2 separate regions of the Homo sapiens genome follow, and region 2 is linked to region 1. A link is an interaction called in ENCODE POLR2A ChIA-PET data of the cell type or tissue named here. Cell type or tissue: OCI-LY7. All regions are shown on one strand. Links, peaks and the distances in the headings refer to the core of each region. The heading gives the core; the rest is flanking DNA.

Region 1 (6,084 bases), core at 425-5,424:
CAGCAGAAGTCAAGCCCTCCAGGAAATAATGAAGATGGGAGGCCAGGCGTGGTGGCTCACACCTGTAATCCCAGCACGTTGGGAGGCCGAGGCGGGCGGATCACCTGAGGTCAGGAGTTCGAGACCAGCCTGGCCAACATGTTGAAACCCCCATCTCTACTAAAAATACAAAATTAGCTGGGCGTAATGGCGCACACCTGAAATCCCAGCTACTCGGGAGGCTGAGGCAGGAGAATCACTTGAACCGGGGGGGCAGAGGTTGCAGTGAGCTGAGATCATGCCATTGCACTCCAGCCTGGGCAGCAGGAGTAAAACTCCATCTCAAAAAAAAAAATAATAATGAAGATGGGGTTATTCCAAGAGCAAGATACATTAGGGTGTGGGACAGAGACAGAGAGCTGGGGGTGGAGAGAGTCCAGCCACGCCCTGTCTCTGCACTGCTGAGGGGACTGGGGGCTGGTGGCATCCACGGTGTTTCACTGAGGGCTGTGTGTGTGTATGTCTTGGTGTGTACAGTCTGCGTGCATGTGTGTGTTTTGCAACGTGTGTGTACGGTTGTGTGCTGCATGTGGTGTGCACATGTGTGTGTCATACAGGAGCCGTGCCTCTCCGTGTGCACCTGTTTTCTGCTGTCACACCAAGAGAATGAACACAGGCCCCTAGCTTCCAGCCAAGGGCAGAGGAATTCTTTATTTCCATGGCCTTCCCCAGTGATTAAGTCTCCAAACTTTTCCTCCACCATCATTTCTTCAAAATGAAAAACCAAATTGTATCTCCAAACTGCTTGGAAATCGATTTCTTTCAGAATGAACTTTTGCAGAAGCGGTTTCAAGGAGAAATAAGAGGAGGAAGACAGGAGGGGTGTGTAGGGTGGGGACAGAGCAGCTGCCAGGGCCACCCAGGGCCTGGGTTGGGAGGGAAGGAGGGGTGGGGTAGGAGGTGCTGGAGACTGGAGGGCACTCTGGACTCTGGGGCGGGGGAACCTGCTTCAGCCTCACCCCACCTGCTCCGGCCAGGGCCCTCAATGCCAGCCCTTCCTGGGGCCTGGTCTGGGAGGCTTGGGGAAGTGCCCAGTGTGCGCACAGGCCGGAGCTTCTCCAGGGCAGAACAATAATAGAGTTTCAACTATAAACCCAGGCGTGATGTGGCCGCCAAGTTTTGAGCCAGGCACTGGGCCAAGTGCTTTTCCCGAATTATCTCCCTTAATTCTCACATCAACCTCAAGCCGGTGTTATCATCCCGTCCTAATGACGAAGAAACCAAGCATCTGTGGCCCAGAGAGGTTAGTGAGCGTTTTTGAGAGGATGGTGGAGAGGATTCCAGGCGAGGGTGGATGGGAAGTGCTCAGAACCACATCTGGGGGTGGTTTGGGATCAGCAGATGTCAGGGCCAATGGGAAAAGAGGGAAACAGCAGACATAAACAATGGGACAAAGAAAACACTCCCTGCCAAGGGTAAAAGCAAGGAGGCCATGGCCGGGTGTGGTGGCTCATGCCTGTAATCCCAGCACTTTGGGAGGCTGAGGCAGGCAGACCATGAGGTCAGGAGATCAAGACCATCCTGGCCAATATCGTGAAACCCTGTCCCTACTAAAAATACAAAAATTAGCTGGGCGTGGTGGCACGCACCTCTAGTCCCAGCTACTCCGGAGGCTGAGGCAGGAGAATTGCTTGAACCTGGGAGGCAGAGGCTGCAGTGAGCTGAGATTGTGTCATTGCACTCCAGCCTGGGTGACAGAGTGAGACTTCGTCTCAAAAAAAAAAAAAAAAAAGACAACAACAAAAACAAAAAACAAGGAGGACATGGCCCTTTGCAGGGGAGCAGGTGTGCCTCAGGGCTGTGGAGCACCTACTGTGTGCCAGGGCGTTTGACTCCCTGGCAGGGGTTGTTATTAATGCATGTTATGCATAAGGAACTAAGGCTCAGAGAAGTGGAGCGACTTGCTGAGATCACACAGATAGGGAGAGAACCCAGATCATCCTGGGTCCAAAGCCTGTATACCACTTCCCAGCGTCACCTTGCAGAGCATCTGGGAAGGCTTCCTGGAGGAGGTGGCTTCTGAAGGTGATGGGGAGGGAGGGGCAGAAAGGAAACTGCACAATGACAGTTGAAGAGGAGAAAAGACTGGGGATGGCGAGGAGGAGGCCAGTGTGTCAGGATGAAAGGTGCTCACAGATTGGTGGGCCCAGAAGGGGGCACAGGAAGGTAGTGGGCCAAGTGGACATCTGTGATGGGGGCAGTGCCTGGTGCAGTGGGACCCAGAGGAGACAGGCTTGCTCTGCAGGGACTGACGGGAGCGTGGCCCCTCAGGGGCAGGTGCCTGGGCTGGCTCCCAGTGGGAGAGTGGTGCTGACAGCAGGGAAGAGAACGGGGAGGGCCCCCTGGCAGAGCAGGGGGGATTGTGCTCTGGGCATGGAGGCGGCATGGGATGATGATGCCCATTGGGGGAGCTCGCCCCTCAGCGCCCCCTGCGCACCTGAGGAGCAGGGTGAGAGCAGGCGTGGACGGGGATGGGGTGCCTGTGGCAGAGGGGATGCGCATGGTGGTGCCAGGACAGGAGAAGGAGTTTGCAGAGGTCAGCCTTCGAGGACCGCAGAGGTCAGCCATGCTGGGGATCAGGCTTCCCCTGAGGGCCACGTGCATGGAGTCTCTTGTGGAAGGGGGGTAGAGACAGTGTGGCCACAGTGGGTCACAGCATCCCCCTCCTCCTGCCACATCAGAGGCACCAGGATGAGGGCCGGGAGGAATGTGTTCCCAAGACTCGAGGCTGGCACTGGGCCAGGACCAGGAAGGCCACCTGTGTGGGGGCAGCAGGGGGGCCTCTGGGTGCCCTGAGCCTGGGTCTTGCTGCCCCTCCTGTCCACTCCCAGTGCCCTGTCCACCTGGCGCTGAGAGCCGGCGATGCTGGGGGTTTGGGATGGGGTCAGGGCTCCTGGGTGTATGTGCGCATGTAGATTTGTGTGTGAGTGTAGGAGATATCTGTGGGAGCAGTGTGTGTAGGACTTGTGTGAGTGTGGTGACTGGGCTGTGGGAGGGTTGGTGGCTGCCACCATTGCGTTGTAGGTGGGTGTGGGCAGGTGGGCATGGGCAGGTGGGTGTGGGCAGGGGGCATGGGCAGGTGTGCATGGGCAGGTGGGGTTGGGCACGGGGCATGGGTGGGGGCATGGGCAGGTGGGCATGGGCAGGTGGGCATGGGCAGGCGGGCATAGGCAGGGGGCCATGGGCAGGTGGGGTTGGGCAGGGGGCATGGGTGGGGGCATGGGCAGGTGGGCATGGGCAGGTGGGCGTGGGCAGGCGGGCATAGGCAGGGGGGCATGGGCAGGTGGGCGAGCAGTGCTGTAAGCCCTCGGCCCCTCCACCCACTGCCCTGTCCCACTCCCTCTTTGACAGCGGCCTGGCCTAAGGGATCCAGGGGGGTGTGAGGGGCATCAGGAGGAATAGCACTGGAGGAAACTGGGGAAGATGAGGGCCAGGAGGGTTGGGAGAGCTGGAGAGGGTGTGGGGAGGATTAGAAAGGGTTTGGGAGCTGGAGGGGCTAGATAGGGCTGGAGGGACTGAGGTGGGTGAACACTGGAGATGAGTTGGGGAGGCTGGGGTCCGGGGGGGGTGGGTCTGGGAGCCAAGGGGTGGGTGCCAGCCAAGACCGCTCTCTGCACTCCCTCCTGCTGGTGGCTGGCAGCCTGGTGGGTGTTGATCATCCTCACGGCTGAGCAGCGGGAGCACTGAGGAGGGAGCAAGACAGGCTCGGCTCACAGCAATGAGGGAAGCTGGCCAAGGTGGAGGCGGAGGAGGCGTGAAACCGACAGTGGAGCCCAGGCCGGGGGCTGAGAGAGAGACAGAAACCTCAGACTGGAGGCAGCCTGGAGTGGGAGAGGCGGGCATCGGCCAGCAGATGGGAACCCTCACAGCAGACCAAGAAATGGGAGGGTGTAGTGCCCATCTCTAGGTGGGGAAACTGAGGCTCAGGGAGGGCAGGTTGTTCCAAAGCCACCCATTCGGAGCCCAGGGGCATAGGGGCGGGGGAGCAGGGAGGAGCGGACCTGGGACACAGACCGTTGCAGCTGGGGCCCCCACCTGCCTCACTTATGGGATTCCTTGGCCAGAGGAAGGAGCTGGGCTGAGGTTCAGGAGCCTGCAGTTGAGTTTCTGCCTTCCAGTCGCCGCCCTGCTGTGGCCTCACTGTGTGTCCTCGGCAAGTTCCGGTCCCTCTGAGGGCCTCAGTCTCTCTGTGAAATTGAAGAGGCCTGGGACCAGACCATCTGCCATATTCCTTTCTGTTTCTGTGACTTGAGCCCCATGGCACCCACTCTGCCAGCATTCATGGGGTGCCGAGTGGGCCCAGGTAAGCTGTCCCTTAGCTGCTGTGTGACCTTGGGCAAGGCTCTCAGGCTCTCTGAGCTACCATTTCTCCATCTTCCAATGAATGGGGGCTTGAAACAGATCTACCTGTCTGGGCCTGGCCCTGGGTAGCCCTGCCCCTTCCCTCCCCTCCCCGCTTCCCTTTCCTGTGCCCACCCCCCCACCCACACCTTGCTCCCCAGCTCTTGAAGCTGAGCCTCCTCAGGGGCCCACAGACTGGCTCTGATGAAAGGTTCATTTTCCTTTCTTTGTGCAGGTGACAAATTCTACCGCCAGTAATCACTTGTGAAAAATCAACAGTGAAGCCCAGTGGCTCCCGGTCCCCCGGAGAAATCTGAGTGGATTTCCAGAAGAACAAGGTGGAAAAACCCAGGGGCAGCAGTGGGACCCAGGAGTGGGGGGGACCTGGGAGGGAGGACTTCGCTCAGCAGAGCACAGGACCGGGCTGCACCTCGGGGGAGGGCCCCACTGCACCCCACTCCTCCCATTGCATCGTGGAGCTTTTGCACAGGATGATCCCTCTGCCTGGAATGGCCCTCCTTCTCCCCCTCCTCTGCAAGAGGACAGGGGGTGGGCAGGAGACACTGGGGAACAGGTGCTGCTAGAGGGAGGCTAGAGAAAGGGCAATAATGGGAGAAAGGGGCAGACGGGCCTATTCTGGAGGGCTGAAATGCTGGGGAGGAGCTGGATCATTTGCAGGACAATAGGGAGCCATGGAAGGTTTTTGAGCAGGGGATGGATATGTGGAAAGCTCTGCTTCACTCCGCTTCTCCGTGCCTCTTCAAGTCTTCAGGGGAAGACTTGCTCGGTCTCCAGGGACCCAAGTCCTCATCCGGTCTTTGGGGAGGGGTGTAAAGAATGCATGGAGGTGTGGCGGTTGTTGGGAGGCAAGGGGACAGGTTGGGGTGACTAACACAGATGGCAGGCCACCCCTGTGCCTGTCTAATGTCAGGGTCAGGGCTCCTACAGGGCAGTGCAAGTGATGAGTGGGTGAGCCAGGCTTGGAACCCAGGTCTGTCTGACCAGAGGGCCCCAGCAGGAGGAGGATCCTGGTAGCGACCTGCCTGTGGGGAGAATTCCCCTAAATTATCTCATTTGTGCCTCTTCCTCATTCTGAGGAGGGGCTCTGTCCTCACTGACCCATTTTGCAGATGAGGAAACCAAGGTTCAGAATTGTCAGGGGTTTGAGTTCACCAACGAAACCAGTATTTCTGGCTTCTGAACCAGTGCTTGGTACATGGCAGGTGCTTAACGAAGGGATGGGAGTCAGGCTTTGAGGATTTGGACTCTAGAATGAGTCCTCTCCAAATAGCACCCAAGAGATTTCTCTGAGATGGGGCTGTTCTCAGACAGTGTGAAAATCCCAGAAATAGAACCATCCGGGAAACCTTCAACCACGTTGGAAATATGGCCCAGTGAGGGAAAGTGGCTTGCCCAGGGCCGCACAGCACACCAGTGACAGAGCAGGGACAAGGACCCAGTGCTTTAGACCTTCCCTCCTCTAGACCCAGGCGGGTGAGCACAGTGGGCTTGGCCCAGAGCTGGAGAGGAAAGGCAGGTACAGCCCACCTAGCTCCGTCCTCCACAGCTGCACAGGAGGGCCTGAGATAGGCAAGGGGAGAGGATGGCTGGCCACAGTGGTGGAGCAGCAGGACTCCAGAGGGGACAGCAGTAAAGTGGGAGGGACTGAACCCCTTCAGCTCCTGCCCTACGCCCCTGCCATGC
Region 2 (5,208 bases), core at 1-5,000, 180 kb after region 1:
AGGCTTGGTGTGAGCTTCACAACTTAAACCACACATCTTGCAGCTTCCACCATCCCCCCTGCCCACCACCCCCACCACCCGGCCCCTCACCCCTCACTCCTGCCACACTGCTTCATGCAGGAACGGCACAGATGACTTCAGCCAGAGTGTCAGCAGCACCTCTGGGCTCAAACCACAGGCCTGAAGCCGCTGACCACATCCTCCCGATCAAAGCACCCCCGTGCCCCCTCCTCACTCTGCTCCCCTCCTCTGACCCCTTGTGCACTGGCCAGGTCTCTTCTGGGCCCTGACGCCTGGCTTAGGGAGGAGTGAGGCTGGGGTTCTCGGGTACTTTTGGAGAGGTGGAGGAGGTTGGGGGTGAAGTAGTGGGGCTGAGGGGCAGGGAGCGCAGAGGGAGAACCCTGTGTTGACAGGCTACATGGCTGACTGTTGCTTTCCGCTCTGCTCTGCAGGCCGCCTCTCCTCACGCACCCTCACGTGTGATACAGGTGATGGCCTCTGGGCTGTTTCCAGAGGTCCCATGTGCAACCCACAGAAATGGTGTGGGAACAGCAAAGCACCTTCGTGCATGAGCAGCAGCCATGGCACTCTCGGCCTGTGCTGCTGGCTGCCACCTGAGCTCCACTTTGGGGCCGTTTCTCACAGAGCAGCTCCACGCACTGAGGAATGAGCTGGTCTCAGTTTCCTCCAGCCTGGCCCAGTAAGAGGGTGACAAGCCTGGGGCCCTTCGTCCCCTGCTGCTTTCAGGTTTGCTCATGAGTTCCCGGAGGCCCATGAAATCAAGGTCACAGGCTCAAGCCCATGTGGGTGGTGGAGACGAGCATCCCTCTGCTCCACTCAGGTAGCAGCCCCGACCCTTCCTGGCTTTCCCCCGAATGGGGGGCCTCAGGGCGGGGGTATAAGGCATCCTCATGCCAGGAGCCCCTCCCAAGGGCTGAGAAGAGTCCCTCCTCCCTTGAGGGAGGCAAGGTGCCCAGTTTGGATTCCTCCAATCAGAGGATGACTTTCCTGGAAGAGCTTCTGGGATCATCCAACCCAAGCCAGTCCTTGCGGGGCATCTTTGGTTCCTGCTTGCTCAGTAGGCATCAGGCCTCCTGCTTCTAGAAGCGGCCCCCCCATTTCTCTTTGGGGTATCTACCTTCCTGCATTTGGTGAAGTCTTGGTTGAACTCTCAATCAAAGTACCCCACCCTTTCCAGCTGGAGGATGGGCATTTGACGTGATCTTAGCCAATGAGACTCTTTGAATTCTAATGAATGAAGCCAGCAAACAGCTGGAGGTTGGTGCCTCAAAGGGGTCTCTGCAGCTGGACCACACTCAGCTGCAGGTGCGGCTGGTCTGGAGTCTGCCCGTCCCTGAGGTCTGGGTCTTCAGCTCCCTCCAGAACCTGAGAACCACTCCAGATCCTCTAACTAGTTCTGTTTGGCTCAGGTTAGCTACAGCCTGTTCCTGCGGTCTGTAGCTCCAGAGCAGTGATGACTGCAGGGAGCGACCCTAGTGAGTTGGAGGCACTGCTGGGGCTCAAACTTAGGTCTCCAAACCCTCAGTCCAGTGCTCATGCCCCTGGGGAGAAGCCTCTGGCCTGGGGACAGGGGTGGGACTGAAATGAAGTGGAACCGAAGGGAAGAAATGAGTGTTCTCATCTCATGGTCTGGTGCTGGGGTGTGGGTGTTGGTGGTTTGGCTGCTGGGCAGAGTGTGAGGAGGTGTATAGAACTAGGCAGGCAGGGGTAGGATGCGGTCAATCAGACAGGTAGCCTTTGGCCCTCACAATCCCCTGCCTCTTCCCCAGTACCCCTGGCATGTGGTAGGATCTCTGATCTGGGGTAGAGGGGTGGGGTGGGGGTCAGGGATTTGGTAAACAGAGCCTGTGCCTGACCTGATTCAGACTAACCAGAATGGGTTTGTGACTCCGTGTGGTAGAGGCTTCACAGTGGGACTGTCTCTAACTCACTTTGAAAGTGAAACCAGCCACTCACCAAACATGGGGGCCCCTGCTGGTTCTGAAAGCTCTGGCAGCCTCTTTATTCACCAGTCACCCGAAGTATAAACCAGTTAGCAAGACAGCTTCAAGGTCAGCCAGCCAACTGGTGTGTGCGTGGGCCTCACCAGGCCTTCCAAGTGCGCATTTAGGTAGCCTTCCAGCAAGTCGGTGGGCTGTGAGCTCAGGGTCAGCTCTCCCCCATGTTTGGGTCACCTACCCCACCAGTACATTAGGCAGAGGAGGTTTTTATCAAAGACCTCCCGTACTGTCCTTGAGCATCCAATGCTCACACTGGCACCAGGGCCTGTGGTACAACACTGGTCCTACTCCAAGGCCCCGCAGACAGAAAACCGTGGGGGCGGGCACTCTTCCCCTCGCTGCCCTCTCACTCGATCGCCATCACCCAACGTGGTCAGTCATTGCTGTAATTAAAGACTATTTCAAATCTGAGATCTGTACTAAATATATGCATGCCCCTGTACTTGGCTAAGGCACCTGTGTCAGCCAGGAACTTCAGTTGCAAAAACTCTACTGGCTACTGTCATTAGAAAAGGAATCATTCAGGATATTCTGAAGCTCAGGAATCTCTGGCAGGACCCGCAAATCAGGCTTGGAGAAGCTTGGAGAAGCTTGGAGAGGCTTGGAGAATTGCTGCATCCTGGACACGATGTTCCGACACCACCCTCGCCAGCCTCCAGGTCTTGGAGTTGAGGCTTCTGATTGGGGAAGCCTAATCACACGCACACACTTCAGGACTGAGGTCTGGAGCTGAGGCTTCTGATTGGGTGAGCCTGGTCACATGATCATATTCCCAGCCTGTGGTCTGGAACCCAGGCTTCTGACTGGGGGAACCTGGTCACATGCCCTCCCAGTCAGCAGTCTGGAGCTGGCTTCTGATTGGGGGAGCCTGGTCACATGCTCACTTTCCCAGCCTGTGGTCTGGAACTGAGGCTTCTGATTGGGGGAACCTGGTCACATGCTCTCCCCGCCTGAGGTCTGGAGCTGAGGCTTCTGATTGAAGGAACCTGGTCACATGCTCACTTTCCCAGCCTGAGGTCTGGAATGGAGGCTTCTGATTGGGCAGCCTGGTCACATGCCTATGTCCCAGCTGCAAGGGAGGCTGGAAAAGCAGTTTCAGCTTACTGGTTAGGGTAGGAGACTCCTAAAAAAGGAGATAACTCCAACACAAGAAAGATTTGCAAAGATGCAGCGCACCCAGATGTAAACTAAATATCCAGGACAGCACCTGAGAAGAAACAGGGCTGGCAGAGGGTCCCTTTGTCAATGCCACCCTCAGCTGCACTCCTCCCTCTGAAAGTGGCGCTTCCTCACATATGGGCCGGCTGTGGTGGTGGAGTTTTGTTGCATGTTTAAGTTAGAATTAATGGCGAGTATTTTAAATGGGAGGTTTTCACGTTTTTTTGTTTTGGTTTCTTTGAGATGGAGTCTTGCCTGTGGCCCAGGCTGGAGTGCAGTGGCACGATCTTGGCTCACTGCAACCTCCACCTCCCGGGGTTCAAGCAGTTCTCCTGCCTCAGCCTCCCAAGTAGCTGGGACTAAAGGCATGTGCCACCATGCCCAGCTAATTTTGTATTTTTAGTAGAGATGGGGTTTCACCACGTTGGTCAGGCTGGTCTCAAACTGGTGACCTCAGGTGATCCACCTGCCTTGGCCTCCCAAAATGCTGGGATTACAGGTGTGAGCCACCGCATCCAGTCTTTTGTTTGTTTTTTTGAGACTGAGTCTCGCTCTGTCACCCAGTCTCGCTCTGTCACCACGATCTCACTGCAACCTCTGCTTCCCAGGCTCAAGCGATCCTCCCACCTTAGCCTCCCGAATAGCTGGGAATTACAGGCATGCACCACCATGCCCGGCTAAATTTTTTTTTTTTTTTTTTTGGCATAGACAGGGTTTCGGCATGTTGGCCAGGCTGGTCTCGAATTCCTGAGCTCAAGCAATCCACCCGCCTTGGCCTTTCACGTTTTTAAAAATACCAATTTTAGCTTCTTTTGCAAATTGAGTTTCCTGGTAGTATGGTGCAGACATCTCCATCTGCCATTTCTCCTGTAGCTGGAGTCTCCAATGTGCCATGGTCCCCACCTGTCCACCTGATGTAAATTCACTTCCTACCTGGCCCCCATGGGCATCTCAGTTCCCTGCCCAAACCCTCCCAGAAGGAGAGACTAGGCTTCCTTAGTGATCATGCTGCGTGGTACTGGTTCTGTTAGCCCCCACCTTCTCCTGTACCCACTGGGCCTGCCTGGAGAAAGAGCGAGGCCCCGCTGAATCTCATACACTCCAGTGATGCTCCCTTAGCCACGGATAAGCTGCCATCCCGCTGCTCCCCACAGGGAGCTGCCGTCACTGCATCAGCCAATCAGTGTCCTGGCCAGTCAGACACTGGGTTGTGTTGTGTTCTTAATCAGTAAGGGTGTGCCTGGTTACCTCTGGCCATGGATGTGAAGAGTCTTTGATGTTGGGAGGTCAACAGTAGGATATATTTTAGCTAACTGTTGATTGTCCAAAAATGCTATTTACTCAAGGAGGTCTTTACAATGCAGTGGCCCTCGCAATGTGCCCACAAACCTGTATACGCAGAAATGATATCAAGAGAATCATGTTTTAAACTTGGCTGGGAACAAGGCTGGGCACTATGTGAGCACACAGGTGGAGAAGGCTTTGGGCTGCAGATGCAGGGACCATGGGAATAACAACGGGTGGCCCCCACGCCAGCACCCCTGAGTGCCAACCAAAGTGGGGGGTCCTTCTCCATGAATCCTTGTCACTGGTCAGGCACTTTTGGGGGCTTTGCCCTAGTCCAGAACTTCCCTTCTGCAGGCTCAGTTCAGCCCCTTCGTTCTGGGGAGGGCTTCCTCTGCATCCTCACTGTGGCGTGTTTCAGGATCTGCCAAAATGCACCTGCCTCTGTCCCCTCGGCCTCACCTTGTTTAGATTCTTGAAGTGGTAATGGAACACAAATGCTAGGACTCCAAGAGGCAGAGACCAAGAGGCAGAGGTTTTACAGTTTCTCTCTATATATGTTGTAGGGCCAGGTGATACCCAGATCTAGCCTGCCTTGCTCCTTCCCCCTTCCTGAAATGGGCATCTTTCCCGCTCGGAGGAGTTCAGGGTCCCCTGTTCTCAGCGAGCCCAGGGTGGCCGCTTCTGGTGCCAGGCCTGACGGAGGGCATCGTCACTCTTGAGTGAGAGCATGTTTCTGACCCCA

What was found. Peaks named below come from ENCODE experiments on the same cell type or tissue, not always from the same donor. Only the 100,000 strongest peaks of a DNase experiment are listed, where the experiment ranks them.
Region 2: POLR2A ChIA-PET joins it to region 1 with 14 read pairs; 4 of 35 experiments call an interaction of 5 or more read pairs at or near these places.

Annotation. Positions count from the first base shown.
Region 1 is chr22:37,341,235-37,347,318 of GRCh38, reverse strand. It overlaps a transcript of ELFN2 not described here. Among named protein-coding and RNA genes, the nearest start is that of CYTH4, 62 kb to the right of the region's middle. In OCI-LY7, for the core only: no CTCF peak of the experiment used is centred there; no DNase peak of the experiment used is centred there.
Region 2 is chr22:37,159,352-37,164,559 of GRCh38, reverse strand. It overlaps a transcript of IL2RB not described here. Among named protein-coding and RNA genes, the nearest start is that of IL2RB-AS1, 4.8 kb to the left of the region's middle. In OCI-LY7, for the core only: no CTCF peak of the experiment used is centred there; a DNase peak (open chromatin) is centred at 2,929.